2 separate regions of the Homo sapiens genome follow, and region 1 is linked to region 2. Evidence: read pairs that join two places in POLR2A ChIA-PET (ENCODE). Cell type or tissue: PC-9. All regions are shown on one strand. Each heading gives the region's core, and the rest is flanking DNA. Links, peaks and the distances in the headings are about the cores only. Region 1 overlaps WWP2 (WW domain containing E3 ubiquitin protein ligase 2). Region 2 overlaps LOC105371325 (a long non-coding RNA gene).

Region 1 (12,147 bases), core at 1,287-9,286, 240 kb after region 2:
TCTAACCAAAATCTTTTTAGAAGGTTGCAGTTCCCTGTTTTTCACCCCACCGCAGTTTATAGCAAATATTCAGTGATTTAAATCATTACTACTAATAATAACTATTAGGAAAATACCAGCCAGGCATGGTGGCTCACACCTATAATCCCAGCACTTTAGGAGGCCGAGGTGGGTAGATCACCTGAAGTCAGGAGTTTAAGACCAGCCTGGCCAACATGGAGAAACCCCGTCTCTACTAAAAATACAAAAAATTAGCTAGGCGTGGTGGCAGACACCTGTAATCCCAGCTACTTGGGAGCCTGAGGCAGGAGAATCGCTTGAACCCAGGAGGCGGAGGTTGCAGTGAGCCGAGATTGCATCACTGCCCTCTAGCCTGGGCAACAAGAGCGAAACTCCTTCTCAAAAATAATTAAATAAATAAAAAATAACAAGTACCAAGACATGGCAGTCCTGACCTAGGGCCCGTCCTCTTCCTCAAGTCACCCATGCCTTTTGCTTCTTGTTTTGTCTTCAGATCTGCTTTCCAGTCAGCCTCTTTTATTCTTAGCCTGTAATTCCACGGGGCTTCCAATAGTGTACCTCCCTGCTCCCTCCCGTTTTCTCTTTTTCCGTGCTTAGTCTTTGTAAGGATGTCATTTGGCAAAGTTGATTCTGTTTGATTGTTTTTCAATATGGGCCTTTGGAGAATGGAAGGTAGTAACTCAATGCTGGACAGAGGAAGGAGGCCAAGAAAGAAGCATTAGTGTTGGAGTAGCATGAGCCTGTGAAGAACAGGAGAATCTTTTGGACAGAGCTTTTCCTTGCATATCTTTCAAGAAATGAGTGCAGGCTGGGCGCAGTGGCTCACGCCTGTAATCCCAGCACTTTGGGAGGCCAAGGCGGGTGGATCATGAGGTCAGGAGATCGAGACCATCCTGGCTAACGTGATGAAACCCATCTCTACTAAAAATACAAAAAACTAGTCAGGCGTGGTGACAGGCACCTGTAATCCCCGCTACTCGGAAGGCTGAGGCAAGAGAATTGCTTGAACCCGGGAGGTGGAGGTTTGCAGTGAGCCGAGATTGCACCACTCACTCCAGCCTGGGTGACAGAGCAAGACTCCATCTCAAAAAAAAAAAAAAAAAAAAAATAGAAGTGGGTGCAAGGTTTATCTCTAGTTAGAAATAAGCTCTGCCTGTTTCTACAGCTGGTTAATTAGAAATAAAATCTTTGTGAACCCATGGATTATATTGAAAAAAATTTTTTAAAACAAGAAATAAAATATTGATACTGGTGTGTAATTTCTGCTTTTCCCTGGCTCCTTCTACACAGGTCTTTTCATCTCAAGATCGGTGTTCACTGGTTTCTTGACTCAGAGCTGGGTCAAGAATTTTAGGAATTGAGGTGCTTGTAATGCCAGAGCCAAGAATTTCAGTATCGAGAAGTGGTTTTGTTTGTAGTTGATATTTGAAGAGCTCTTACTGTGTGTCCTCTGCTTTACCTGAATTCATGTAGTCAGTACAGTAATCTTATAAAGTAAGTACTATTATTGGGTTCATTTCACAGATGAGAAAACTGAGATTTAGAGAGGGTAGGTATGATTTTGTGAAATATATATTTAGTCTTCCTCCCATTTCCTGGCCTATAACTCCTAAAATCATTGAAATCTCCCAAGTGATCAGTGTCTTTTTTTTTTTTTTTTTTGAGATAGAATCTCGCTGTGTCGCCCAGGCTAGAGTGCAATGGCATAATCTCGGCTCGCTGCAGCCTCTAAGCGATTCCCGTGCCTCAGCCTCCCAAGTAGCTGGGGCTACAGGCACATGCCGTCATACCCAGCTAATTTTTGTATTTTTAGTAGAGATGGGATTTCGCCGTGTTGGCCAGGCTGGTCTCGAACTCCTGAGCTCAGGTGATCTGTCTGCCTTGGCCTCCCAAAGTGCTGAGATTACAGGTGTGAGCCACCACACCTGGTCAGTGTCTTTTTGTGTGCTAATAATTGACCTTTGGTTGGGGACTCCTGGATAGTCTCAGGATTTGGGGGCCAGTGGCCAGGGAAACCAGCCTTGTAGTTAGAGGGTTGGCACTTTTAGTCCCACACCCAGCCTCTGGGACAGGGAGAGGGACTGAAAGTTGACTTGATCTGCAGTGGCAGTGACTTAATTGATCATGCCTGCGTAATGAAGCTTCCATAAAAACCCTGAAGGACTGGGTTTGGGGAGCTTCTGGATGGCTGCACACGTGGAGGTTCTTGGAGGATGGCACCCTCAGAGAGGGCTTGGAGGCTCTGTGCCCCTTCTCACATGCCTCGCCCTACGTCTCTTCATTTGTATCCTTCATAATATCCTTTATAATAAATCAGTAAATGCAAATAAAGTGTTTCCTTGAGTCCTGTGAGTTGCTCTAGCAAATTTATCAATCCTAAGAACCTCGATTTATAGCCGGTTGGTCAGAAGCACGGGTAAAACAACCTGGAGCTTGCAATTGATGTCGCAAGTCAGGGGCAGTCTTGGGGAACTAAACCTGTGGGATCTGATGCTATTTCCAGGTGGATAGTGTAGGAACTGAATTAGAGGACACCCAGCTGGTGTCTGCCAGCTGCAGAATTGATTGCTTACTTGGTATGTGGGGCTCCCACACATCTGGTGTCAGAAGTATTCTGTGGGGCTGGGCGTGGTGGCTCACACCTGTAATCCCAGCACTTTGGGAGGCAGAGGTAGGAGGATCGCTTGAGCCCAGGAGTTTGAGATCAACCCGGGCAGCATAGTGAAATCCTGTCTCTATTAAAAAAAAAAAAAAAAGGTAGTATTCTGTGTTGTGAGAGTATAGCAGGAAGAAACTGAGTTTGCTTTTTCCTCTCCATCCTCTCAGTAAGTAACTTGCTCTGGATCACTCAAAGGCAAATGAGTGGTTCAGCTTATTAGCCTCCAGAAGATTGACAGGTCTGAAAGGTTGTTGCTGAGGTAGGGTGATAAAAGTGATCAGGTGCTTCAGGTATTGCAGGAGCTGCCACTAGCTTAATCTGATGTGTAGTTGTTTTCTCCTGTCAAAAGTTCTGTAATAATTATTATTTTTCTTTTTGAGATGAAATCTTGCTGTGTCTCCCAGGCTGGAGTGCAGTGTGCTATCTTGGCTCACTGCAACCTCCGCCTCCCGGGTTCAAGCTATTCTCTTGCCTCAGCTCCTGAGTAGCTGGGATTACAGGTGCCTGCCACCATGCCCGGCTAATTTTTGTATTTTTAGTAGAGACGGGGTTTCCCCATGTTGGCCAGGCTGGTCTCGAAATCCTGACCTCAAGTGATCCACCCGCCTGGGCCTCCTAAAGTGCTGGGATTATAGGCATGAGGCACAGAGCCTGAAGGACTGTAGCTTTGTAGTAAGTTTTAAAATTGGAAAGTGTTAGTCATCCAACTTTGTTCTTTTTCAAGATTGTTTTGGCGATTCTGGGTTCCTTGCATTTCCTTACTTTAGGATCAGCTTGTCAATTGCTGAAAAACAATTCTCTTTTTCTCTCTGTTTGTTTTTATATCTGGCTTTTTGGCCAAGGACTTCTGCAATGTTTGTTGACATTTAGGTGTGAAGTACACATGTATGCTAGGACCCAAGTGCGGGAAGGTGAGTTGGGTGGGGGAAATTGACCTTTTCAGTTTATAATGTAGACTTTCACTGTCTCGCTGGGTCAATATGGTGCCTTATCCCTATTGTCAACTATGCCTGAAGTCTTGAGTTTGGTTTCACCTGTTGAGAAACTAAAAGTCTTTTTAGTCTTTTTTTTTTTTTTTTTTTTTTTTTTGAGACAGAGTCTTGCTCTTGTTGCCCAGGCTGGAGTGTAATGGTGTGATCTTAGCTCACCATGACCTGTCTCCCAGGTTCAAGCTATTCTCCTGCCTCGGCCTATCCCAAGTAGCTGGGATTACAGGCACGCACCACTACACCTGGCTAATTTTGTATTTTTAGTAAAGACAGGGTTTCATCATGTTGGTCAGGCTGGTCTCGAACTCCCGAACTTGGGTGATCCGCCTGCCTCGGCCTCCCAAAGTGCTGGACTAAAAGTCTGCTTGGGATTAGGAAGGGGCAACTGCTTGGTTGAACTGGGTGGGGAGGGGACTCTGGGACTCTAATCATTCCCAAGATAGGCTTTTGCCAGTCCTCCTGTTTTTAGCCCCACTTCTGCCCTTACTTTCGGAGGTACCTGTACTACTGATGCAGGGCACGTGAGCCCCAAAACTGGGGGTTAGTCTGGGTAGGTTCTTGGCTTTGCCCTGGAAAGAATTCAAGGGCAAGCTGGTAGTAGAAGAAAACAGCTTTATTGAGGCAGCAGAGTTACAGCTCCGTGACTGCTCCTGCAGAGCAGGGCTACGCTATAGGCAGTGTGTCCCTAGTAGCAGCTCAGGGGCAGTTTTGCTGTCATATTTATACCCAGTTTTAATTATATGCAAGTTAAGGAGTGGGCTATTAGACATTTCTAGAAAAGTGGTAACTTCTGGGGCATTACCATGGCATTGGCACACTGTCATGGCACTGGTGGGTGTGTCTTGTGGGGAGGTGCTTTTGGTGCCTCTTCCCTGTTTCAGCCAGTCTTCAGTCTGGTCCTGAGTCGAGTCCTCCCTCCTGCCTCACCACCAGTGATTGACCCTTTCTGGAATTCTTCATTGCCAGTCTGCTTGCCTTCTGTTGACCTCTCTTGTGGGCAGCTAAGTTTCAGTTTCGACACACTGGAACCATTTTCCAAAATTTTGCTGCTGTTTCCGTTGTGTTTTTTTCCCTTTCTGTGGGTTTTCACCTTTTTGTATTGCTTCCTGTCATTTTGATGGAGTTTGAGAAGGGAACAGAGATAAATGTATGTGTAGTCTGCTCTGTGTATTGAGAGCTCCTGGAAGGCTAAGGGAAGAACTGGCCTCTGGGAAGACGCTAGTGTCGCTACTACTTTGTTTCCTTAGCAACAGTCCTGACGGGGAGCTCCTTCATTGTATTCTGTTCCTACCGATACACGTTGCTCCTTTTTTTTTTTTGAGATGACTCTCATGCTGTCGCTCAGGCTGGAGTGCAATGGCACAATCTTGGCTCACTGCAACCTTCGCCTCCCAGGTTCAAGTGATTCTCCTGCCTCAGCCTCCCAAGTAGCTGAGATTACAGGCACTCACTACCACACCCAGATAATTTTTTTATTTTTAGTAGAGATTGGGTTTCACTATGTTGGCCGGGCTGATCTCGAACTCTTGACCTCATGTGGTCCACCCACCTCGGCCTCCCAAAGTGCTAGAATTACAGGCATGAGCCACCACGCCCAGCCACCTTTTCTTTTTTTTCTTTTGAAACAGGGTCTTCCTCTGTTGCTCAGGCTGGAGTGCAGTGGAGTGATTACAGCTCACTGCAGCCTTGACCTCCTGGGTTCTGGTGATTTCCCACCTCAGCCTCCTGAGTAGCTGGGACTACAGGCATGCACCACCATGTCTGACTAATTTTTTGTATTTTTTGTAGAAATGGGGTTTCTCTATGTTGCCTAGACTGGTCTCGAATTCCTGGGCTCAAGCAGTCTGCCCACATCAGCCTCCCAAAGTGCTTGGATTACAGGCATGAGCCACTACACCCAGCTGCCCCAGTTTTTCATTTGCATAATTTTCTATGCAAATTTTTTGCATTTTTTTAGTTCAGCCAAATTAGCTGAGGTCTAAAGCACTCCTTTTAGTGCAGTCACATTAGTTGAGGTTTCAACAAATTCATTAACAGTAAACCAGTGGTCCTCAACCCAGCTTCATATTAGGATCACTTGGGGAATTTTTAAATAACACAGCTGTCCCTGGCCCACCCCAGACCAATTAAATGGGAATCTCTGAGGGTAGGGTTTGGTGGTCAGTGTTGTTTTTTTTTAATGCTCCCCAGATAATTCAGATGTCTAGAAAGGATGGAGAACCACTGCTCCAAGGCATTTGATCCTTCATTAAGGATAATTTAACCTAACTCTACACATTCAATTACATCTGTTATCTTATTGTTATTCTTTCCATCTTACATTTCCACCCAACATTGGCCTCTTTCCTTCCTTGTATTCCCCAGACATGCTGTCACCTCAACAGCATTTTTTTTTTGAGACAGGGTCTTGCTCTGTCACCTAGCTGGAGTGCAGTGGCGTGATCATAGCTCACTGCAGCCTAGACCTCCCAGGCTCAAGCGATCCTCCCACCTCACCTCAGCCTCCCGAGTAACTGTGACTACAGGCATGTGCCACCATGGCTAATTTTTGTGGTTTTTGTTGAGACGAGGTTTTGCCCTATTGTTCAGGCTGGTCTCGAACTCCTGGATTCAAGTGATCCACCTGACTTGGCCTCCTAAGGTGCTGGGATTACATGCATGAGCCACCACTGCTGGCCATCATACCCTTTTATCTATCTGAATGTTTTGCAGATACTCTCAGTTTCTTCCTTCAGCTTCTTCAGATCTTTGCTCAAATGTCACCTTCTCAGTGAGACCTTCCTGTTCATGCCTTTTTAATTTCTATTTTGGCCAGGTGCTGTGGCTTACGTTTATAATCCCATCACTTTGGGAGGCCAAGGCAGGAGGATGGCTTGAGCCTAGGAGTTCAAGACCAGTCTGGACAACTTGGTAAAATCCTATCTCTACTAAAAATACCAAAATTAGCCAGGCATGGTGGCATGTACCTGTAACCCTAGCTACTCAGGAGGCTGAGGCATGAGAATCACTTGAATCTGGGAGGTGGAGGTGCAGTGAGCTGAGATCACGCCACAGCACTCCAGCCTGGGTGACAGAGCAAGACTGTCTCAAAAAAAAAAAAAAAAGAAAAGAAAAGAAAAAGTGAAAAGCATGCAAATTTATATCATATAAATTTACGTGACTAAGACCTGGAGAAACAGATAATGTGTATTTATGTTTAGGTTTGATGAAGAGTGGACAATCGTGGAGAAATACGATTGGACAAAAGGGGTATGATTGACTGGTAATACACTGGGGGAAATTTAACAAGTCCTATTTGTTCAGATTCTTCTCTGTGTCCTTTTGTTTTCAGAGAAGGATATTTCTTTCCTTGGGGTATAAGGAGGGCATCTCTCAAAGGAGGGTCATATGACCCGTTTCAGGGGAAGGTCAGAAAATCTTTCATAGGCTTTATGACCTGCTTTATGGGAGAAGGGTGAGAGGAAGCTGAGAGTGACTTCCTGCTTTTCCTGTTTTCTTAAATGCCAAGGTGTCATGTTTTGGGGTAAGGTATCTTAAACCCCATCAGCCATGTCCTGTCTACTGATGAGCCCATCAAGGCATTCTTCACTTCTATTACAGTGTTTATGATTTCTAGCATTTTCTGTTGACTCTTATAGTTGCTATATCTCTCCTTACATTGCCCATCTATTCTCATGTGTTGTCTGCTGTTTCCATTAGAGCCCTGAACCTAGTAATCATAGTTATTTTGCATTACCTGTTTGATTATTCTAAAATCTGTCCTATCTGAGTCAGGTTCTGATGCTTGCTTTATTTCTTTTTCACACTGTTTCTTCTTGCCTTTTAGTGTGTTTTGTAATTTTTCATTGAGAGCTAGACATTGACCTTCTTCCTGCTGATCAGTTCCTCTTCCTTACCCCTCCCTAGTTCTTGTTTAAAAAAGAAAGCTGGACATGATGTATTAGGTAATAGGAAATGAGATAAATAGTCCATTAGTATTGTTAGTATGGTGTTTCATGTTAATCTGGCTAAGAGTTGGTCTGTGTTTAATGATTGCTGTAACTGTTGGTATCTGAGGCTTCAAATTCCTCTAGTGTCCTTGTTTCTGTCTCCCCTGTTATCTTTGGTTTTCCCTAAAAACTCCTTCTTAAATAGAGTGTATGCCTTTCAGCCCTAATTCCCTGTTGTTGTACTGGAGCCCTGTTGGTGTGACAGCAAAGTATGGGGGAGGGGAAGCATTCTATAGCCTCATGGTCAAATCCTAGTCTTTTAGTGGGCCTGTGTCCCAGGCTATGACTGTCACTCATATTTAACTGTTTTTCTCCCCTTAGATGAAACAGAAAGGCTAAAGAGGGCTGGAGTCAGGGGACTTCTCTTCCACCAGGTAGGATAAGGCTCTGGTAAAGTCTTCTTCCCTGGAGAGTAGGCCATTGCTCTGGGCCTATTTCACTATGGTTACTTCCCACAACTAGAGCTAGGAGGGAATCTTTCTTGACTCTTTACCAGGATAATCTTGTAAAGAAGGATTTTTTCTTCTGTTTTATTCAGCAGTATACCACTAGCACCAAAACCAGTGCAGAGTACATAATAGATGCTCAATAAATATTTGTCAAATGAATGAATGCCTCTTATCTAAGCTCTAGAGATTGTTACCTAGATGTGGGAAGTTTCTTAACTTATAATGATAATAGGCCGGGCGCAGTGGCTTACGCCTGTAATCCCAGCACTTTGGGAGGCCAAGGTGGGCGGATCACCTGAGGTCAGGTGTTCGAGACCAGCCTTAACATGGAGAAACCCCGTCTCTACTAAAAATACAAAACATTAGCTGGGCGTGGTGGTGCATGCCTGTAATCCCAGCTACTCTGGAGGCTGAGGCAGGAGAATTGCTTGAACCTGGGAGGCGGAGGTTGTGGTGAGCCGAGATTGTGCCATTGCACTCCAGCCTGGGCAACAAGAGCGAAATTCCATCTCGAAAAAAAAAAAATAAAAAAAATTATAATAAACTGATGACATTTCTCTGAATGAAATTAGTCCCTAGTGTAGTATTTGCTTATTAGGTTCTGTAGTGTTTGTTTAATCTAAAACCCTACCTTAGATGGGATTGTTGTAGACCAGTAGTCTCAAGCTTTTTTGACTGCAACCTTTAGTAAGACATACATTTTATATCTTAAAACAGTATATGTGTGTGTGTGTATATATATGTATGTATATTTATTTTAAAACAGTATATGGATATATATATACACATATGTGTATATACAATACACATATGGATATATATACACATATGTGTATATACAATACACATATGGATATACACATATGTGTATATACAATATACATATGGAGATATCATATATGCACCTATTAATATATATACATGTATATTTATTTGGTAAAACTTTTTGTGAAATAATACTTTCCTTTGTGTGTGATATACTTTTATATTTTCTTTTTTTTTGAAACGGAGTCTCATTCTGTCACCCAGGCTGGAGTGCAGTGGTGCGGTCTTGGCTTATTGCAACCTCTGCCTCCTGGGTTCAAGCAATTCTCCTGCCTCAGCCTCCTTATTAACTGGGATTACAGGCACCTGCCACCACGACCAGATAATTTTTGTGTTTTTAGTAGAGATGGGGTTTCACCCTGTTGGCGAGGCTGGTCTCGAACTCCTGACCTCAAGCAATTCACCCACCTCAGCCTCCCAAAGTGTTGGGATTACAGGCATGAGCCACCGTGCTCGGCCTATATTTTCTTTTAAAAAAATCTTTTTATTTATTATAGTTTGGTATACAACTTTTATAGTTTCTACCCTATTAGTTTGTATTTTATTTTTAAAATGCTTGTCAAGATTTATGTAGAGGATAAGTTCAGAGGAAATATGTTGTTTGTATTTATATTATATATAAATATGTTATTTATATTTTTGAGACCAAGTGTGGTGGCTCATGCTTGTAATCCCATCACTTTGGGAGGCTGAGGTGGGAGGATTGCCTGAGCTCAAGAGTTCCAGATCAGCCTGAACAACATAGGGACCCCCTTCATCTGTACAAAAAATTTAAAAAATTAGGTGAGTCTGGTGGCTGGTGCCTGTAGTCCCAGCCTTTTAGAAGGCTGAGGTGAGAGGATTGCTTGAGCCCAGGAGGTTGAGGCTGCAGTGAGCCATGATTGTGCCACTGCACTCCAGCTTGGGGTGACAGAGTGAAACCCTGTCTCAAATATATATATATATATATACACACACACACACACATGTATATACATACACATAGATACACACACACACACATATATACATACACACTCATACTATAAATAAATATATATATATATATATATTTTTTTTTTTTTGAGAAATTTCAATAGATCTACCAGACTTAGTAAAGGGGGACATTTTGACTTTCCCATCCCCCTCCCAATAAGTCCATTAGTTTCTTCAATAATGAAATACTTTGTTCATCTGGTAACCTTTAGTTATATTTTAAACATTGACCCCCTTCTCCCTCTTCCAGCAAAGCTTATGCTCACTCAGAGTTTTGGAGTGATTAGGATGCAATTACTTTCCATGGCTATTAGCAGGGGAGAAATTACTTGAGTACGTGTACGGAGTCATCTGTTCGTGTTGCTGAGACAGAGTGTGAAGTCTGGGCCTCAGGTTTCCTAAGCTTCTTGTAGTGGATAGTGGGGATTTGGACCTAATACGCATTAGGAACCTTGTCTAAGATGGGAGGCAAAAGCTGAGAGGTCGAAAGTACTTTGATGGGGATGGGATCTGTTCCTTTCTATAGTTACGGTTATTTCTCTTGAGACAGAGTCTCGCTCTGTTGCCCAGGCTGGAGTGCAGTGGTGCGATCTCGGCTCACTGCAACGTCCACCTCCCGGGTTCAAGCAATTCTCCTGCCTCAGCCTCCCGAGTAGCTGGGATTATAGTTGCGCCACCACTCCTCGCTAATTTTTGTATTTTTCATAGAGACGGGGGTCTCACCATGTTGGCCAGGCTGGTCTTGAACTCCTGCCCTCAAGTGATCCGCATGCCTGAGCCTCCCAAAGTGCTGGGATTACAGGTGTGAGCTGTCACACCTGGCCGGTTATTTATTTATTTATTTATTTTTTGAGATGGAGTCTCGCTCTGTTGCCCAGGCTGGAGTGCAATGGTGCAATCTTGGCTCACTGCAACCTCCACCTCCTAGGTTCAAGAAATTCTCCTGCCTCAGCCTCCCAAGCAGCTGGGATTACAGGTGCCCGCCACCACACCCGGCTAATTTGTTATATTTTTAGTAGAGATGGGGTTTCACCATGTTGGCCAGGCTGGTCTCAAACTTCTGACCTCAGGTGATCCACCTGCCTCGGCCTCCCGAAGTGCTGGGATTACAGGCGTGAGCCACTGTGCGTGGCCCCGGCCGGTTATTTTTCTTTATGCATCAATTGGAAAGGTTTTACAATTCCAAATGCCTACATTATATAATGTCAGGGTGGTATCTTGCTCATTAGATCTGGAACTCCAGACAAAGCTCTATAGAATAACATGGATTACTGTTATATAAGCAGTGGACTGCAATTTTAAAAGACACTGGAGAAAGAAAACATGGTGATGTTTTATCTACCCTGTTTCTCCTGCCTTCCCAGTTGCCTTTGTTCCTTCTGAGCCTTCTTTAGAATTTATCTGATTGTTTTAGTTTTGCGGCCCTGAAGTGTAGATCAAAAAGTTTGGTCTTTCTTCTGTTGAACAGGCCATGTATGGGCTTCAAGTTCCATTCTCTAAGAGTCAGGACCAAAGGCTCAAAACTGCTACAGTTCAGGAGAACAAGATAGTTTAAAAACTACCATTAGTTGAGTTGCCTTAGGAAAGAAAGAGTCCCAATAGAAGTAAAGATTTCTAAAATATTCTTTCATTTTTAAAGTCTGTAAATAATGGATTTCCAGCGTTTAGTGCTTTAACCCCTGTTAACTAAAAGCCCCAAGGCTCAATTTATAATTATTTATAATCTTTCCTGCATTATTCAAGATACGATCTTTTGCTTCCCCTTAAAATTATTGTTCAATTATGAAAGAGATCAAACATATAAAATGGTTAGAGATGAAGATAACAAACAGTCATAAAAACCACCATCTGGATTTAATGAATATGAACATTTTGCCATATTTGCCCCAGAACTTTTTTCTTTGAAAGATAAAATGTTGTAGATACAGTTGAGGTTCCTTTGGTCTCTTCCCCACTCCAATTCCCCTGCTCCCTCCTCCCCTACCCTAGAGGGAACTTCTGTTCTGAACTTGGTGTGGTTCCTTCCCGTCGTACTTTTATACTTTTAAACGTTTGTGTGTCCACAACAACAACGTATACAGTTGTTTTGTGTAAGTTCAAGTGTACACCAAAGACATCGTACTAAGGCTGCCACTTGCCTTTTTTTTTTTTTTCCCCTCTTGGCATTATCATTTGGGATTTGTACATGTGGATTAAATTCATATATTTCAGGTACTATATAGCATTCCATTTTAGAAATA
Region 2 (12,147 bases), core at 2,309-10,308:
ATTATGGTTACTATCACTGCTACCAAAAAAACTAGACTACAGAGAAGAGCTTCCAACCTGGAGGACTCTAAAGATCATTAAAACCCACAGAGAGTGACCTGTTGGTAGATATGATTTGGGCCTGCTTGAAACCCATCCCTCCTTTCTTCTGGGAACAGACCCTAGATAGGCCCAGGAACAGAAATTCTTTCCTAGGATTTTTCCAACTAGTAGAAAAAAGTGTACTCCCTCTCTCCACAACATTTCCACCTTTTGGGTTTCAAATAGTAAGGATGTCAGCTCAGAGCTGCCTTTGTTCATTTCCCCTTCCCTGTGGAGTAGCTGGCCTGAGAGAATGAAGCCGATTTGCAGAGAACCTGGAACAGAATTCTGGCTTGAGCAGAACTGGAGTTTCTGAATCCAGTTGACCGTGGATCCAGATACCCACTCCCACTGGTCTGTAATTTGATTACAGAAGTCATTAAATCAGTCTCTCTCCTGAAACTACTTTAGATTCGGTTTCTATTACTTGCAACTAGAATTTGTGCTTGAGGGTCAATTCAAGATGAAAACAGCGGAGTTTTAATTTTTTTTTTTTTACGTTGAACACCACCACCACTAAGTTTTATGGCAAACAGTGTAAAGTCTCACTGTTTACATTACTTTGTTTATTAAGTAAGAGCACAAGTAAGAAAATTGATGGTGTTTTGCCCAGGCGCGGTGGCTCACACCTGTAATCCCAGCACTTTGGGAGGCCGAGGTGGGTGGATTGCCTGAGGTCAGGAGTTCGAGACCAGCCTGGCCAAGATGGTGAAACCCCGTGTCTACTAAAAATACAAAAATTAGCAGGGCATGGTGGTATGCACCTGTAATCCCAGCTACTCGGGAGGCTGAGGCAGGAGAATTGCTTGAACGGGGAGGTGGAGGTTGCAGTGAGCCGAGATTGTGCCACTGCACTCCAGCCTGGGCAACAGAGCGAGATCCGTCTCAAAAAAAGAAGAAGAAAATTGATGGTGTTTTGTAGCCACTAAAATATTCCTATCTTGGAACATTTGGAAAGGAGTAACCCAGGGTCAGCTTTTAAAAGTTTCGTCTCTTAAGTTTTTGTTTGTTTGTTTTTTAGAGACGGGGGTCTCCCGCTGTTGCCCAGGCTGGCCTCTGGAGTGGCTGGGCCTATAGGCACATGCCACCAAACCGGATAATTTTAAGAAAAAAATTTTTATAGAGACAGGAGTCTCCCAATGTTGCCCATGCTGGTCTCAAACTCCTGGCCTCAAGCAGTCCTCCCACCTTGGCCTCCCAAGTAGCTGGGATTACAGGTGAGAGCCATTGTGCACGGCCATCTCTTAAATTTGTAAGCTCTTCAAAGGCTAGAGTACATTTACCTCAAGGGTTGCAAACTCTAATGCTACAGGAGCCAGGCAGGTAATACCTGGAGTGAAGTGGACGGGTGTATGTAAGACAAGGAGTGATGGGGACTGTGGCAAAGCAGTGAGTGCTTGATCCATCGGGGAGAAGCTGCTACCGCTCAACACCAGCCAATTGTTTCCATGTGCAAAATTTGGGTGCAGAGTTACCAAGCTGTCCAGTTTTTAAGAGATTCTGGACATTTGGAATATTTCATGAGAAATCCTCTCAGTTGTGAATGTTGGTTATGAATTCGGCTTTAAGAAATGATCATGTAAGAAGGGTGACCAACCATCCCGGTTTGTCCAGGACTGAGTTGTTTCCTGTGATGTCTAGGATAAGGGGTTTCCTGGGATGTGGAACTTTCTTTCTCTTTTCTTTTCTTTCTTTCTTTTTTTTTTTGAGACGGAGTTTTGCTCTTGTTGCCCAGGCTGGAGTGCAATGGCGCGATCTCGGCTACCGCAACCTCCGCCTCCTAGGCTCAAGCGATTCTTCTGCCTCAGCCTCCTGAGTAGTTGGGATTCCAGGCATGCGCCACCACGCCTGGCTAATTTTTTGTGTTTTTAGTAGAGACGGGGTTTCTCCATGTTGGTGAGGCTGGTCTCGAACTCCCGAGCGCAGGTGATCTGCCCACCTTGGCCTCCCAAAATGCTGGGATTACAGGCGTGAGCCACTGCGCCCGGCTGGGATGTGGAACTTCCACTGCACATAAGGATGAGTTGGTCACCCTATGTGTGGGCCAAATAGAATTAACATGAGACCGCTGGCTCATACACAATGGTCTCATTTCACCCCAGTGAAGTATCTGTGCCCTCTAGGTCGCTATCTCCACAATCCACTTTATAGAGACTTCTACAATAAGTGTGACACAGAAAATCTATTTATTCTATGACCAGTGAAACACTCTTTCATGTCCCCTTGTGGGCCTGGCTTTGTGTGATCAATAGGATTCAGGTCTCTTCCAGCTGCGTCTGATAGCTTCTCTATGGTTGTAAAATCTTTTCTCTGCTTGGGGTGGGCAAGGCCCTCTGGGTACCCAGGAGATTATAGAGTTTTTTTTTCCTTAATCCCTCCTCTTTCACCTGAAAGAAAGGCTACATATATAATTATATGCCATTTAATGAACTTGGACCTGCTCCACATTATGAATGTGGAAACTGCAAGCATTGGAGTAGGAGGTGACTTGCTTGTGGCACGCAGCACATTGGTCTAACCTCCAGTGTCTCGTTTGCTGGCATGGTACCTGACTCTTGTATTAAGCAAAGCGAAGGGGAAGAATATTTGCTGCCTGTCTCCTGGGTGCCAGGCCCCATTCTGGGTGCTCATATGGCCCTCCTAATTCCTTACAAACTCCCAAGAGGAGGACTGGCGTTCCAGGCCACCACCCTGCCAATCCAGGCGTGCCAGGAGGGCGTATGGAATTGCCAGGTTGTCATTGCACAAGGGGAGGGGTGTACGGCTCAGAATTGAGGGAAATGCTAAGGGTCACTCATAGGCTTGAGCACGAAGCTCACCAGGTGTCCGTGCTCTGTAGGTGGGTTGCAGGGAGAGCCAGGTCCACCCCTCTGTGAAGTTGTTCTTTGATGAGATGATGCGTATTAAGTGAACTATAAACTTTTAAGAGCACATTCCATACCCACTCGAAAACATTAGGAATCATTCCCTTTGGGAAAGTTGGTAGGCTCAAGGCAGTAGAGCGTGCTGCCAGCCTAGAGGGGCCCCTGTTAGTATTTCCTCTCACCACTAGTCTGAATTCTTGTAAGGGAGCCAAAATTAGAAAGAGAAGTTTGTGTTTTATTAATACCTTTAGCCCTTACAGCTTAGGTGTCTTTGGCTCCTTTGAACATAGTGGCAGGAAGACAGGATCACATCGCCGTTCCCAGCAGAAGGTTTTTTCCTGTCAAATCTGAATTCAGATCCCATCTCTGCCACTTATCCACTGAGTGATGTGGGAGGGCAGGCCACTGAACCTCTCCTGCCCTCAGATTTCCCCTCTAGGATGAGGCTAGTGAGTCCAAGTCATGGGGCTATTATAAAGATTAAAAATGAGATGGCCAGGGGCAGTGATGTGTCTGTAATCCCAGCTATTAATACTTGAGAGGCTGAGGTGAGAGGATTGCTTGAGCCCAGGAGTTTCAGGCTACAGTGAGCTATTATGGCACCACTGCACTCCAGTTTGGGCCACAGAGTGAGACCCTATCACTAAAAAAAAAAAAAAAAAAAAAAAAAAGAGAGAGAGGCCGGGCAGGGTGGCTCACGCCTGTAATCCAAGCACTTTGGGAGGCCGAGGCAGGTGGATCACCTGAGGTCAGGAGTTTGAGACCGGCCAACATGGTGAAACCTCGTCTCTACTAAAAATACAAAAAAAAATCAGCTGGGCATGGTGACGGGCGCCTGTTGTCCTAGCTACTCAGGAGGTTGAGGCAGGAGAATCACTTGAACCCAGGAGGCGGAGGTTGCAGTGAGCCGAGATCATGCCGTTGCACTCCAGCCTGGGTGACAGAACAAGACTCCGTCTCAAAAAAAAAAAAAAAAAAAAGAAGAGAAGTAATGGAAATGATATCCTCCAACTGCAAGCAACCCAAATGAATGTCCAAATGTCCTTTAACTCTTCAACTGATATACAGATAAACAAACTGTGGTACATCCAAATAATGGAATACAACTCGCCAATAACGAGAAACAGACTATTAACATGCACGACATATGCAACAACAACAGAGATGAATCTCACATGCACTCTGCCAAGTGAGAAAAGCAAGACACAAAAGAGTGCATATTTTTGTGGAATGATGTATGATTCCATCTATGAGACATTCTAGAAAACATAAAGCTAGAAGCACAGAGAACATACCAATGGTTGCTAGGGGTTGGGGGTGGCAATAGAGGAGACTGCAAAGGGGCATCAAAGAATTTGGTGGTGGGGGTGGGAGAAGTCTTTTTTATCTTTTTTTCTTTTTTTTTGAGATGGCGTCTCACTCTGTTGCCCAGGCTGGAGTGCGGTGGTATGATCTTGGCTGACTGCAACCTCCACCTCCTGGGTTCAAGCAATTCTCCTGCCTCAGCCTCTCAAATAGCTGGAATTACAGGCATGCGCCACCATGCCCGGCTAATTTTTGTATTTTTAGTAGAGATGGGGTTTCACCACATTGGTCAGGCTGGTCTCGAATTCCTGGCCTCATGTGACCCACCCACCTCGGCCTCCCAAAGTGCTGGGATTACAGGCGTGAGCCACTGCGCCGGGCCCTTTTGCATCTTGATCATAGTAGTGGCTGTGAGACTGTATACATTTGTGACAACTTGCAGAACTGCCCACTAAAAAGGATACATTTTACTGCATGTACATTATGCATTATTAAACCTGACATTAAAAACGCAAAAGCTGAAAAAAAAACTGGGGCCTAGTTAGTGGCCCCAGAAAGAAAATACCTATAGATTCCTTTTTTTTTTTTTTTTTTTTTTTTTTTTTTTTTGAGACAGAGTTTTGCTCTTCTTGCCCATGCTGGAGTGCAGCAGTGCAATCTCGGCTCACAGCAACCTCTGCCTCCCGGGTTCAAGCAATTCTCCTGTCTCACCCTCCCAAGTAGTTGGGATTACAGGCATGCGCCACCACGCCTGGCTAATTTTGTGTTTTTAGTAGAGACGGGGTTTCTCCATGTTGGTCAGGCTGGTCTCCAACTCCCGACCTCAGGTGATCTGCCCGCCTTGGCCTCCCAAAGTGCTGGGATTACAGATGTGAGCCACTGTGCCCGGCTAGATTCCTTTAAATTCAAGTGTTTATTGCAATGTGTTCTTCCCTGTAGCATTTTTACTTTTGTAAAAAGAGCCTGAAACTTTTGTATAAAAAGAAGGGTGGCTGTGTGTGCATGTGTGCATTTATTGTATATGCATAAAGAAACTCTGGAAAGATACACAAGAAACTAATAACATCAGAGACTGTGGGAGTGGGATAAGAATTAGGGAGAAGGAGGACTTGGTAAGGGAAAGAGAAAGAAAATTGTGTGTGTGTGTGTGTGTGTGTAATGTATATAATTTTTGAACCATGTGAACAGATTACCTATAAAAACATTAAATTACCAAAAAATCAAAAGGTTGAAAAGAAAGGGAAATGCTTAATCCCTAGGTGTGACTCTCCACTGGAGGAATCTGTAGGGGGTGGGATTCTTGTGGCAGCTACATCACATGAGCGTCTGCTTCCTGGGCCTTGGCCCCACCCACCTGGTTTAGTAAACTGGAAGCAAGACTGCGTTCCCGAGCAGATGGCCCAGGGTGGCTCCTGGTCCGGTTCAACAGAGAGTAGCTCTAAGCACACGCCCTTTCTTCCCCAGACATCTCCCCAGTGTGTATTCCAGTGGTAGACATTCCTTTTAGTCTTTCACCCCACAATTGGAATAAGACTTCACATTGCAGGTTTTCACCGAAGGAGTAATGATGGGCCTAAATTCATACTTCGTTGTAAATGTCTGATATCAGATTCTTAGACTCTTTCCCAGAGACCTGTTTTGTAAGAGAGCGATCAGACCTTATGAAGGTCTCAGGCTCCTGAAATCTAGGGCAATGGAGGCTTGGAAGACACAAGTTAATTACTTCCCAGTCTTGGCCGGGCGCGATGGCTCACGCCTGTAATCCCAGCACTTTAGGAGGCCGAGGCGGGTGGATCACGAGGTCAGGAGATGAAGACCATCCTGGCTAACACGTGAAACCCCGTCTGTACTAAACATACAAAAAAATTAGCCGGGCGTGGTGGCGGGCGCCTGTAGTCCCAGCTACTCGGGAGGCTGAGGCAGGAGAATGGCGTGAACCCAGGAAGCAGAGCTTGCAGTGAGCCGAGATCGCGCCACTGCACTCCAGCCTGGGCGACAGAGCAAGACTCCGTCTCAAAAAAAAAAAAAATATATTACTTCCCAGTCCTGTTTGTGGCAGACCTAGATGAAAGTTCTAGGAAACACATGCTTTGGAATCAGCCTGAACTTGAATCTCAGGACCCAGTCTGTTCCTACCTGTGAGCCCTTGGCCAAGTATTTCTCCTCTCTCTGTCTCGTTTTCTCATCTGTGAAATGGGAATGCTAATAACACCTTTGCCGGATGAGTTGACATGAGAGTAAGAGGCGAGCTTGTGGGTGACCGCAGGCAGTGCCATGAATGACCCACTTTAGGTGCTGAGCACCCAGGAGCCCTTCTTAGTGCGATTTGCCTGGGCTGCCTTGAGACCACACATGTGATGCGGGGGTGGGGGGGAAAGGGTAACAGAGAGGAGCAGTGACATGGAACAATCCCAAGAATGAAAGCAGGGCGGCGGGGCTGACTCACCGGATGACTCACTTCCTTGCCCAGGGATGTTCTGAGCATCCACGGAGCTGCTTCTCATAGTTCTCATACCCTTGGTTCCTTCTCTGTGGGGAAGGCAGGAGGAAGATGCCCCTCCTCGCCCAGAGCAGGGATCAGAATGTGGGACCTTCTCCGTCATACCCAGAACCATGGAGACTAGCTGGCACCCCATTTTTTAATTCACAAAATAACAGTCCCCATAAGATGTAATCTTTTTAAGGAAGAATAGTTTTTGCCCCAGGAGTACAGGAGAGATTCTAGACTCCTTTTGCCCTTTTCCAAATTATCACAGGGAGATCTGGACCCCGTAGAATATTTGAAAGTGCAGAAAAATGCAAAGAAGCAGAAAAAATCACCTATAATCCTATCGTTTAAACTTTATCACAGTGATGAGTTTGGTATTTTTCCATTCTATTTTTTTTCTCTGTATTTTTTCATTATATAGTCAAGTTTCTGCAGTCTATATCAGCACTATTCAAAGGAAATATGCAAACCACAGGTGTGAACCATATATGTAATTTAAAATGCTTCAGAAGCCTCATTAAAGAAAAATAAAAACAGGTGAAATTGTGTGTGTGTGTATGTGTGTGTGTGTGTATATATATATATATATATATATATATTTTTTTTTTTTTTTTTTTTTTTTTTTTTTTTTTTTGAGATGGAGTCTCACCCAGGCTGTAGTGTAGTGGCATGATCTTGACTCACTGCAACCTCTGGGTTCAAGCGATTCTTCTGCCTTAACTTCCTGAGTAGCTGGGATGACAGGTGCCTGCCACCATACCTGGCTGAATTTTTATATTTTTAGTAGAGACGGGGTTTCGCCATGTTGGTCAGGCTTGTCTCAAACTCCTGACCTCAGGTGATCCGCCCGCCCTGGTCTCCCACAGTGCTGGGATTACACGCATGAGCCACTGCACAATATATTATATTCAACCAAATATTTCAACAATATCATTTTATCATATAATCAATATAAACATTTAGCAATTTTTATGATTATTAAATTAAAAATGAGATATTTTACATGCTTGCACATCTGAATTCAGAGTTAGCCACATTCAAGTGTTCAGTAGGCACGTGGGGCTGGTGACTACCATGTTGAACAGTGCAAGCCTGTGCAACCCCTTTTTTTTTTTTTTTGAGGCAAGGTCTTACTCTGTCACCCAGGCTGGAGTGCAGTGATATGATTATGGCTCACTGCAGCCTTGACCTTCTAGGCTCAAGTGATCCTCCAGCTTCAGCCTCCCAAGTAGCTGGACTACAGATGTATGCTGCCATACTTGGCTAATTTCTTTTTCATTTTTTTAGAGGTGGGGTCTCACTGTGTTGTCCAGGCTGGTCTCGAACTCTGGCCTCAAGCAATCCTCCTTCCCAAAGTTCTGGGATTACAGGCATGAGCCTTGTCTGGCAAGTTCATGCAATTTCTAACTTGCTTTTGTTTTTGCTTAAATTACATCCTAAGTATTTCTCATATCATAAAATCTCTTTTGAAAAAGATAACTTTTATGAATTTCAATAACATGTATTTATTATCTAATACCAAAGGTAATATATTGGTTCGTGTTTTGGTTTGGTTTTTGTTTCTGGCCATTCAAGAACAATTTATGTTAGCTGTTTGATATAATTACTTCCCGACTATTTTCTCAGCAGACATTCACATTGAACAAAAATTGGATGCATACAATATGTACTGCTTTATAACCACCCTTTTCATTTATTGATATGTTATAAACATACAATGTCAGAGTTACACATGAGCCTGTATCCAGAGCCAAGCAGCCCAAACAACTGTTCTCTTCTCAGCAGTGGGAGGGGTAGCATTTGCATCCCCACTTCTCAAAAGTGGGAACTGAGGCTTAGAAAAGTAAAATGATTTTCATGATTATGAAGTTGAGATTCAACCCAGGTCTTTTGATTTTATCTCCAGAGCCTTTCATTTTTAACATATGGTCTCCTTCTGGAAGGAGGCATGGAAGGGATCCAAGATATGCCAAAGAAGCAATTTACAAATTAACGTTTGGAGTAGCATTCTCAGTAAATTGGGACTGTCTCCACCCATAGTTTTGCCTAACAAGCTTCCCGATCACCCAGGTAAATCCTTTTCCCTCCTGCACTCACGTCTCTGCAAGGCTGCCATCTCCTTGTGGGACACTCCCTCCCCATTCCCACCATGAAACGTAACTCTGTAACTTCCAAGAAAGAATCCTGATGGTCTAAGTCAGAGTTTATCCATCTCAGCGCTATTGATATTTGAGCCACATAATTCTTTGTTTTAGGAGGTGTTCTGTACTTTGTCGGATGTTTACTATCCTGACCTCTACCACTAGGTGCCCGAAGCACTCCTCCCCCGCCCCCCAGAAGTGACATTCAAAAATGTCTGCAGACATTGCCAAATGTCCCCTGCGGGGAACATCACCCCACTTGGAGAACCACCCCTCTAAGTATTATCAGATGGAGAAAATCTTTCCTAACTCAGTCATTTGATGCTACCCACAGACTAGATAGAGCAATTACTTCTTTGTTTTTCTTTTTTTCTGAGACAGAGTCTCACTTTGTTGTCCAGGCTGGAGTGCAATGGTGTGACCTCAGCTCACTGCAACCTCCACCTCCCGGGCTCAAGCGATTCCCCTGCCTCAGCCCCTCGAGTAGCTGGGATTACAGGCATGTGCCACCACGCCCAGCTATTTTTTTGTATTTTTGGTAGAGATGGGGTTTCATCATGTTGTCCAGGCTGGTCTTGAACTCCTGACCTCAAGTGATCGCCTGCCTCTGCCTCCCAAAGTGCTGGGATTACAGGTGTGAGCCATTGTGCTGGCCAACAATGCCTTCTTATGCAGACTGCATTGCTCAGAAAGATAGGAACGTTTTCTCTCCATCATTGAGTCTCCAGTGTCTGCGTATAGTAAGCACTCAACAAATGTGTACACAATTAAGGATGCTGGTGATTTTTTTTTTTTTAATCTTACATCAAGCTTTTCAAGACTGAGCTAATTGCACACATGTCCTATATCGTGATGCCCTTTAAAGAGCATTTCTATCTTTTCCTGGACTCCTTTTCTCCTGGAGTCCTGTGCCTTTCAGATTCTGATACTCAATCTATTATTTTCTTATACCAAAGAGAATGATATGGCAATCTTAGCAATTACATCCTTGAATGTCATATTACATTTGTATTGTGCACATATGCCATATGCTAGATTGATAAATATTTCTATAAGGCAAAAGAAAGATGATTTTTAACATGTGTATCGTATGCCATCTTTTGAACATACCATGATCAATCATTTTCTAATTATGGGCATTTAAATTGTTTCCAGTTTTCACTGTAAATAATACTACAAGCCATGTGTGGTGGCTCATGCCTGTAATCCCAGCAATTTGGGAGGCCAAGGCGGGCAGATCACTTGAGGTCAGGAGTTCGAGACCAGCCAAGGCTAACATGGTGAAACCCCATCTCTACTAAAAATACAAAAATTGGCCAGGCATGATGGTGCACGCCTGTAGTCCCAGCCACTCGGGAAGCTGAGGCAGGAGAATCACTTGAATCCAGGAGGTAGAAGTTGCAATGAGTGAGATTGAGCCACTGCACTCTAGCCTGGGCGATAGAGAAAGACTATCTCAAAAAAAAAAAAAAAAAAAAAAGGAAAGGATTTGGTGTGAGCTGAATGTATTCTGTTTTGAATTTGATTTTTATTATTATTATTTTTTTTTAGACAGAGTTTCGCTCTTGTTGCCCAGGCTGGAGTGCAGTGGCATGATCGTGGCTCACTGCAACCTCTGCATCCCAGGTTCAAGCAATTCTCCTGCCTCAGCCTCCCGAGTACCTGGGATTACAGGCATGCGACCACACCCAGCTAATTTTTTGTATTTAGTAGAGAGGGGGTTTCACCATGTTGGTCAGGCTGGTTTTGAACTCCCAACCTCAGGTGATCTGCCCACCTTGGCCTCCCAAGGTACTGGGATTACAGTCGTGCACCACCGCACCCAGTGATGCGGAATTGTTTCTTAGCTGGTTATGGAATATGAATGGGTAAGATACCTCTCCTCTTTGGGCTCAGTTTCCTCATCTGTGAAATGGGCATGATAATTGTACTGAACATTCCTCACAAAGTGATGTGAGGAACAAGTGAGAGCACAGAAAAGTGCTTAATGCAGGGTTTGGCACAGAGTGAAGGACAGTAAGACAGACTGTAGTTTCCTCCTTTCTAAGGTGCAAAACTTAGTTTGTTTTTCTAGGGAATTATTCTGAACACCACTCTGCTATTGTATCCAAAGGTGATTTTTCTGTTGGGAAGGTCACACAGGGCTCAATATCCTGAATTGCCCAGCAGCCAGTGGTGAAAAACTCAGCATATTGTTGTCCTGATTTCCTCCCATTCAGAGGCCCCTGCAAGTGGTGACTGGCTAGATGATTCACAGATCCCTCCCAGAAATTTCATTTTGACCTTAAATGTGTGAAAATTCCATTCCTAGCAAGTGGAGCACATTGCTTTGAGAAAGAAAGCTGAATGTATTTTGTTTGGAATCCTCTGCTATTGGTTCACACCAAAGGACCCAAAATGCGCACCCATCATCTGCAGAATATGGGCTTGCTAGAACATGTTATGAGATCTCATACTCCTGTGTTTCCTGATATTTACAGAACATACCTCCGTTCGCATCCTTCACTGCTGACAACCTGAAACATCCTCAATCACACTCGTTATTTTCTACAACGATCATGGCCATGGCCAGCATCACCTTCCTCTTGGCATAGGATAGAGGGAAGGAGGAGGGCTGGTGTTGTCCATAGAGAGCCTTCATGCTAAGTAAAGGGTGGCACCTGTCCTTTAAGCAGACACAGCCCCTGCCAGAGCGTGTGACTTGGAGAACACAAACGGGCTCCCACTCATCCACTCCACAGCTCTAGCAGACCCTGCAAACAGCATGGCCTTTGGAGTTAGGTGGAGTCAGAGTCTGCTTTAAATCTAGTCCCTGATATTTACTGTTTACTAGCTGTGGCTCTGGGCCAGGTACTTAACCTCTCTGAGCCTCGGTTTCCTCATTTGATTGTCATGCCCATTTCATATGATTGTTATCATATGATTATCTCTCATTGTTGAAATGAGATAGAATATTTTAAAACTCTGTGTATTTGAATTAACATAAATATACCCAAAGACACACTCTGCTATTAAAAGTGGTTGGAAATTAGGGGCAGCATCATAAGGCAGAAAGAAAGAACTTTAATTCTTTTTTTGGTGGTGGTTTCTTTAAACACTTCTGTTTTGTTTGAACCTGTTTTTATGCACATTTATTACGTCTTTTTTAAATGATATTTTTATTTTGAAATAATTTTAGATTTACAGAACAGATACAAAAATAGTACAGAGATTCTGTATATTCCTCACCCAGTTCCCACTAATGTGATCATCTTATATAACCATGGAA

The links. Peaks named below come from ENCODE experiments on the same cell type or tissue, not always from the same donor. Only the 100,000 strongest peaks of a DNase experiment are listed, where the experiment ranks them.
Region 1: POLR2A ChIA-PET joins it to region 2 with 23 read pairs; 2 of 35 experiments call an interaction of 5 or more read pairs at or near these places.

The regions. Positions count from the first base shown.
Region 1 is chr16:69,768,210-69,780,356 of GRCh38, forward strand. All of the region lies in intron 1 of WWP2 (WW domain containing E3 ubiquitin protein ligase 2), which reads left to right. Among named protein-coding and RNA genes, the nearest start is that of WWP2, 12 kb to the left of the region's middle. RefSeq lists an enhancer at 5,075-5,274. In PC-9, for the core only: no CTCF peak of the experiment used is centred there; no DNase peak of the experiment used is centred there.
Region 2 is chr16:69,524,150-69,536,296 of GRCh38, forward strand. LOC105371325 (a long non-coding RNA gene) reads left to right here. Exons shown (of 3, transcript XR_933697.3): 3 at 322-408. Among named protein-coding and RNA genes, the nearest start is that of MIR1538, 36 kb to the right of the region's middle. RefSeq lists enhancers at 5,477-5,771, 5,759-6,958, 6,228-6,937, 6,517-6,811. In PC-9, for the core only: no CTCF peak of the experiment used is centred there; DNase peaks (open chromatin) are centred at 5,592 and 6,692; H3K4me3 peaks cover 380 bases; H3K27ac peaks cover 4,535 bases.